2 separate regions of the Homo sapiens genome follow, and region 1 is linked to region 2. Evidence: chromatin contacts called from ENCODE Hi-C or POLR2A ChIA-PET data. All regions are on one chromosome and are shown on one strand. The core of a region is the stretch at or near the end of the contact, and the rest is flanking DNA. Distances in the headings are between cores, read along the strand shown.

Region 1 (3,370 bases), core at 450-2,949, 200 kb before region 2:
ATATTTACTATTTCTTAGGATGAATACAAGTCAACACGAAGACATCTGAAGGTATTGAATGTTCGTTCACCAAGTGACAAATACTGAAATGGCTTCCTAAATTCCAGACAAACTACAACTTAGCGATCTGAAAAACATTAGCCTAGACTTTATGAAAGGAAATGCTGCCGTCTCTTCAAGTTGATGTCTAGCCTAAGCCACCATTATTCATGATACAAAGCTCTCATTTCACTAAAACCACTCCTCGATTTCCTTTTGCCGACCTCTGCATACCAGCAGCCTAGTCTTTCTTCATTCACCACTCACAAACTCGAGGGGTGGGGGGAAGACCACAGATGTCTGGAAGATACAAAGTAGGAGACAACGCTCCCTCCAAAAGGGAAGAGAACGAAGGCAACAACTACATACACCCAACTGCCAAAGCTTTCAAGCTTGGCAGATTCAGAAGCAGGCTATAGGAACTTAACTTCGAAAAGTCTCGGTTCAAAGTCCTCTCTCCAGACAAAACACTGAAAGAAGTTGCAATGCTTGAATTCCATTTGGCCAGCTTTGGAGCGAAGGAAAAATTCACTCCGCTGAAAAGAAAACGTGCTCTATAATTCAATTTTAGCTGCCATCAAACTATTTGAATAAATTTAAATTATTTCTACGAACAAAATTCTCGAAGCGGTCTGAGTCAGAGGCTGAATCCTGCAGTTCACTTGGTAAGAAACAGTAAGCCATCACCTTCGCCTTCCTCCACCCCCTTATTTCACCAGGGTCTCATACCCACTACCATAAATCCATAAGACTCCCAGTACATTATCCACTGCTTTCACTCACCTGCATAGTACGCTAAAATACAGGTGCAAGACATGGATTTTTTATGTGCTCACCCTACTGACGCATCGCACCCGCTGCACTTAGAGTTTAGTTGCTCTAAGGTTTAAAGTTGCTTCGATTCAAACTCACATAGCCAGGGCATTAAAAAAAATAATAACACTTCTATTCTTAAGAATGAAAGAGGAAATCTTAAGAGAAAGTCCACTGGTCCGATCCCCAGGACTGATGGGACTTAGGGTGGCGTCTCTGCCTCAGCGCCCGAACCCCAACTCGCCGCAAGAGCTGAGAAGGCGGAGCCCCCCGTCCCCACCCCGCCCCCCACCCAGGGCCCGGCGCATCCCGAGGCACCGGGTCCCTCCCCCAAACTCGGCCAAGGCCAGAGCCCCGGACGGAAACCACAGACCCCCACCCCCACCCCCACCCCGCCTGCCATCCGGGCTCCTGTACGCGCCCCCGCGGCGCCCCCTCCCCGCAAGCGATGCCCCCAGGGCCCCAGAGAGGCAGCGCGACCGGAACCCGGGCCCGGCCGCCGCCCTCCGCGCCCCGGGCGCGGCCCACCCTCACCGTCCCCCACCTGAGCTCCCCGCTCCCAACCCCAGGCCTCCCGGCTGCGCCCAGCCCGCCGCCCGGACCGCGCGCCTGCTACGAAGTTTGGCTCCGAGAGGAAGCGGGAGCAGCCCCGGAAGGATAAGGAAAGGAGCGCCCAAGCACCTCAGGGGAACAGGCTCCTCCCGCCGCGGGAGTCCGACCGTCCTCGACCTGCGGTGGCGGCTCGGCGGGGACTGAAGCTGCTCCTCAGACCTTCCTCCGTCTCCGCCTCCCCTCGCTCTCCGCTCCCGGGGCCGGGCCAACGCTGCTGCCACAGACCGAGAGGCTTAAAATGGCGCCGCACAAGGAGCTCTTATAAGTCGCGCAGAAGCCGCTGTATCCTGCCGCCACCGGCGCAGCGCGGAGCGTTCCGCCGCGCGAGGACAAGGGGCGGGGCGCGAGGGGGCGGTGGAAAGTAGTCCCCGCGCCGCCCAGCAGTCTGCTGCCGTCTGAGCGCCCCGGGCCGGGGTGGGGTGCCTGGGCACCCCACGGACGCTCCCCGGGGTGACGGCTGGCGGCTGCCCGCTGCGCGGCCTGAGGGCAGCCCGTGAGGGCGCTGTGGTCTGCATCGGGGAGGCCGGGCCCCCGCGGCCTGGGTTGGGGAAGGTGGCCCTGGTATCCTCCCCTGTCCCAAGCCCGACGCCCCCGCCCCGCGCGTTTCCCGAACCGGGAGAGCAGCTGCAGGACTCGGCGCGCCTTTCCCGCGGCCTGCGGAAGGTGGCATCTCGGCCCCGGCCTTCGAGTACCGCTCGGGGCGGCCGGGACAGGTCCTGGGAGGGCGGAAGTTCGGGGCCAGGGCGGCGGCAGGGGCTCGGGTTCAGCGCCCGCCCGTCTTGGGGCGCTCCTGGCCCCGCAGCTGCCCCGTCGCTGGTCTGCGGGTTCCCGGCCGGGCGCGGGTTAGGGGGCCTCGCCGACCTTGTGGTCTGTGCCGCACACTCCCTGCTGGACCTGGGTCGCAGCCCAGTCTCACAGCACCCCCAAAGCCCCCCACTGTCCGGATGGTGGATCCCACCTCTCAGCAGGCTGTTCAGCTTGAATTTCGACCTGAATCACCGGGCCGAGCCGCCTTCTGTCCCCACTCACGAAGGCTGTGAACTCTCCGTAGAACGGGCGCCAAGCCCGCAATTCAACAAGTCCTTAGGAGTACCTACTGTGAACAAATAACTAATGGAAATGGATTAGCTCCAGAGCGCTGTCAATTAGGTTAATTCTTATAGATTCCATTTTTATCTGGTTCCACTTGTCACTAGGTATCAATAGATTTATTTGTGGGGATTTTTCTTTGGAGAAGAAGATTTTTACGGTATTACTTATTTGTGAAATCCAAGTATGTTTATAGAGAAAGCTATCGATTAAGCAGCCTCCAATTTTTTAACTAATTTTCTATTTAAAAACGTTTGTAATTCATTTCAATAGACTGAAAAATGTTTCCCATTCTAATGCAGCAAAATTGACGTTTGTCGAAGCTGCAACAAGTATGATCGATTCAGTTTCTCTAGGCTATTGTTTGTGCTTATTTTTCCTCCAAAACATTGGAGAGAGTACAAAAAGCAGCAGTGAAAGTTACCTCTGTGCTTTTATCCCAGGACTACAATTAATACAAGCAAACAATAGGTCTTAACACATAGATGCAGGCGGAAAACCCACTTATTCATTCACTCATGGAGGTAGGATATGTAGTTTAAGGCACAGCTCATGTTTCAGGGCCAGCGTATTCTTTAAATAACTTTTATTTTTGTCTTAAAGATATTTTACTATATAAGTGGTAATGCCAACTGCCGTCTGTCACCATAGCACATGTGGGCCACTGCAGTGGAAAAAGTCTACACACTAAGATGATGTTCAGTGAGATCCATTGTCTAGAAAGACCTTCTCATTTGTATCTTTCCTACTAATTCTGTAGAATCTAAGTGTAGCTATTGGTTGTGGTCACAATTCAAAAAGATTGAACCGAAAAAGG
Region 2 (3,470 bases), core at 121-2,620:
ATCTCAGACCCCACCCCAGTCCTGCAGAACTACAGTCTTCATTTAAACAAAACTCCCAGGGATTCCTTAGCCACCCAAAAGTCAGAAGGCCTGATCTACAGGATAACTGCTGCACCCACTACTGGGTAGGGCCCTACAGGGATGCTGGAAGGGTGCATCTGGCAAACATCACTCCCTCACTGGGAGGCACTTTGAGAAGAAGGGCCAGGTGCAACTTCCTGCAGGTGTTACTTTGAGAAGACACATTTCACACCTGGTTCATTTCTATCCAAAGTTCATGTAACATCTGCCTACTTCAACGAGATAGGAACACAAATGACAATAACACATAGCAGTGATGATACAGCAGGGGAGGTATGAGGGCCTTTTCTTAATGGCATTTGAAATGAAGTTGCCAGTGGCCCCAGTCCCTTCTCTTGTGGCCTCTCCCCATCCTGCTAAAATTCCCAGTGTCCTTTCATCAAAGAAAACCTATTCTTTATGGAACGAATCTACCAAGAATCACTTACACCTCTGTGCGAATTCAATCAATGAATATTTGCATTTCTATACTTTTGATACCTGTTCCAGCTGTGCCAGAGTTTACAAACTCATGGGGGAGGAATTTGTGTGCAGAAAAGTTACACTGTTCAGGCAAGCCTTGCCAGCTTAGAATGCAGGTCCTGAAAACAATGCTGTCAACACAGAAATCTAAAAAGCAGTTTACCATTTATAAAATTATTTCCTTAGGCACCAACTTTATAGATGAAAAGACTGAAGTTCAGAGAGGCTGTGACTTGCCCAAAGTCACACAACTAGTAAGTGGTTAAACTGAGATTTCAGCCTCGTCTTCAACTATAATTTTTTTGTTCTTTATACTGTTTAGGCGCTTCTATATCAGGAGAATTCTTGTCTATCCAAGAATACCAAGTCCCTCTTCTCTATTTTTCATTACTTCATGCAAAAAATATTTTGGTCGGCACCTTTTTGTGTTTAGAGTTGAGAAAAGAGGACAAGTAAAGGGGAAATATTTCTCTCTCTTCACCCATCCAATTGCTATTTTCAACCTCAAGAACCTTACAGACCAATAAAGGAGAAAAGACATACTGAGAACACTGTATCATATTCCTATTCCTCTGGTAGGGACTAAACTTGGCTTCAACATCCAATTTTTTGGCCCCATAAAGTCTGACGTCCTCCCAGTGACAAACACTAATTTTCAGAGTTACCCTCTCTTGGGGCTCTTTACTGCCAACTCCTGAATCAAGTATGCTAACAACATCTCATTCTGCGTCAGTGGACACATGGAACTAAGCCACTTTACCACAGTCCAGAAAAAATCCACTTGTGCCAAGCATTTTGTGAATTTAGATAATGTGTTGAAAGCTGAGAGTCACGGAGTGGCAATCGCCTTGTGGGTATGTGGTTGTTCTTCCTTTCCTCCGTCTATCCTGCTCACCCACTCTTCCCGACTCTGGGAAGCCACAATTCTTCCTCCTTGGGGGCAAGTCATTCAGCCATCTCCTAATCCTCAAGTTGTATAACCCAAATGTATCATAGCACTCAGAAGGAAAAAAGGACTTTCCCTCTGCCATGAGAACTTTAGATTGCAGCTGATATTTTATTTTTAAATAAATGATTTTATTAACAGGTAATGTGCACACATTAGAAGCACATCATTTGATAATTTTCCACAAAGTGAACACACCTGTGTAACCATTAGGCAGACCTAGACACAAGGCAAGAGCAGCATCCAGAGCCTCCTGTCTGAGACAGGTGGTAATTTTAATAGAAAATTCTTGCTATTATACACATGAGAGGAACATGGAAAGTGCCATGAGAAGTGAACAATATCTTGCCAGAAAATGGAGGAGACTTTGACCTGGGTAAAGGGAGCAAAGAGGGCTCCAGACTCGAACCCTGCAAGATGGATGGCATTTGGTCCAACAGAGAAGGGCTGGGTGCATGAGTGGGATGTGCCTAGTGGCAGAAATGGCTTGACTGTACAAAAGTGCATGGAGGGTTTCCACTATCAGTGAGGAGCCCAGTCTGGTCTGTGTCTGGAGGTGGGGAAGGGTGGGGTAGAGTGTTGGAGAAGCTAAGGCTGGAACCACGTTGTGAAGGATCTGGAATGGCAGTGTCAGTGTTGTCCAGTGGTTTTTGCACAATTTTAGATATATCTGCTAAGACTCAGTGTTGCAACTGACAAAAAAAAATACCAGGTTTGTTTAAGGAAAAAAAATGCTGTATTGCCTCAGACATTACTTGATCCAGGGTTCAAATGATGACTGAGACTACTTTTCCTTGCCTCCTTTTGTTATTTTAACTGTGTCCTTGGTGTTGCCACCTTTTAATGTGGGTTTCCCCAAAGCAGACCCTGAGGCAAGAATTTGACTGTGATTTGGAAGATGCAGGAGGTACCAGTGAGAGTGTGGGGAAGTGAGACAGGGAAGGGAAGATAGCCAAAAAGCGGTGCAGGATCCAGCCAGCTCTCCCTGTGGGTATCTGGAGCTTAATCCCACAGTGCAGCTCTGGGAAACCTGGTGGATTGCATGCCTCAGTGTTACCCACCTGAGGGGCGAGGCAGCTGGGGCAACAATTCCCATCAGTCGATGGTAGAGGGCCTCCCTGAGGGAGTATTAATTCCCCGGCGCTTCCAGCTGCTGGGCACTCAGGCAGTGCAGCCTTCGGAGAGTTCTGAGAAAGCCCATGGGCAAAGAGATGCAGCTGGAAGCGGCTGGCACCCTGAAGCGGAGAGAACCCGTAACAGCTGCCTGACAGCTTCAGCCTCTTCTTCACTCTTAGTAGGCTCTGCCTTTACACACACACACACACACAAACACACACAAACGGCAGCCCCATGTCTTGGGGATGGAAATAAGAGATTTTCTTTCCCAATAACTGAACAAAAAAACTGATCCTGGCTTTCATTTTATCCAAATTGGGTCACTTAAATGACTCCCTGAGGTCAGCGGGAGGTGATACTTCTAGGAAAGGATCCTCATGCAGTTAACTGACTCGGCAGAGGAGGGAGGAGAATGAGTCCACAGGGCAAAACAAGGAGTCCGGCTGGGGTGTCATGGGAGTGTCCCGTAGACAACTGGTGTGTGGTACTGAAGCCTGAAGCCTGAGGAAGAGCTTGGACTGAAAACATTTAAGTGTGTGTGTGTGTGTGTGTGTGTGTGTGTGTGTGTGTGTGTGTGTGTCTTCATTTGGGTTTCTGCAAGGTAGACCCTGAGACGAGGACTTGGGTGCCGGTTGTTTATTTGGGAGGTGATCCCAGAAAGCAGCCATGAGGGAGTGGGAAAGTGAGTCAGGGCAGGAGGAGAAACCCATTCAAGGGGCATTAATGAGCACAGTGCTCTGCGGGCAAGTGGGCTCCCTCCCGCTGGGGCCCTCTGGGAACCAGGGTAGAACATACCTCAGAATTTCTCACCAAGGTGTAGCAAACTGGAGTTTCCTTCACTATCTCCCATCCCTCATTGTCTGAG

What was found. A loop is a pair of places that touch in the nucleus more often than their neighbours do. ChIA-PET counts read pairs that join two places held with the same protein, here RNA polymerase II (POLR2A). Pooled maps may share reads with other maps.
Region 1: a loop to region 2 is called in a map of tibial artery, with 5 times the contacts of the local background. The contact joins the promoter of CTNNB1 here to the enhancer-like site in region 2. A Hi-C loop is called at or near these places in 3 of 168 maps with a recorded cell type or tissue (ascending aorta, endometrial microvascular endothelial cells and tibial artery) and 9 of 50 pooled maps. POLR2A ChIA-PET finds 5 or more read pairs at or near these places in 6 of 52 experiments (H1, SK-N-SH, WTC11 and 2 more).

Annotation. Positions count from the first base shown.
Region 1 is chr3:41,197,834-41,201,203 of GRCh38, reverse strand. It overlaps CTNNB1 (catenin beta 1), which reads right to left and starts at 1,699. Exons shown (of 15, transcript NM_001904.4): 1 at 1,534-1,699. RefSeq lists enhancers at 829-938, 1,649-1,708, 1,050-1,996 and silencers at 1,289-1,408, 1,839-2,298.
Region 2 is chr3:40,998,496-41,001,965 of GRCh38, reverse strand. No RefSeq gene overlaps it. Among named protein-coding and RNA genes, the nearest start is that of CTNNB1, 200 kb to the left of the region's middle. RefSeq lists an enhancer at 3,117-3,470. Within about 2 kb of position 1,370, at least 2 of the 41 ENCODE cell types and tissues checked have a DNase peak (open chromatin) inside an H3K27ac peak, as active enhancers do; they include ascending aorta and tibial artery, where a contact is called at or near this core.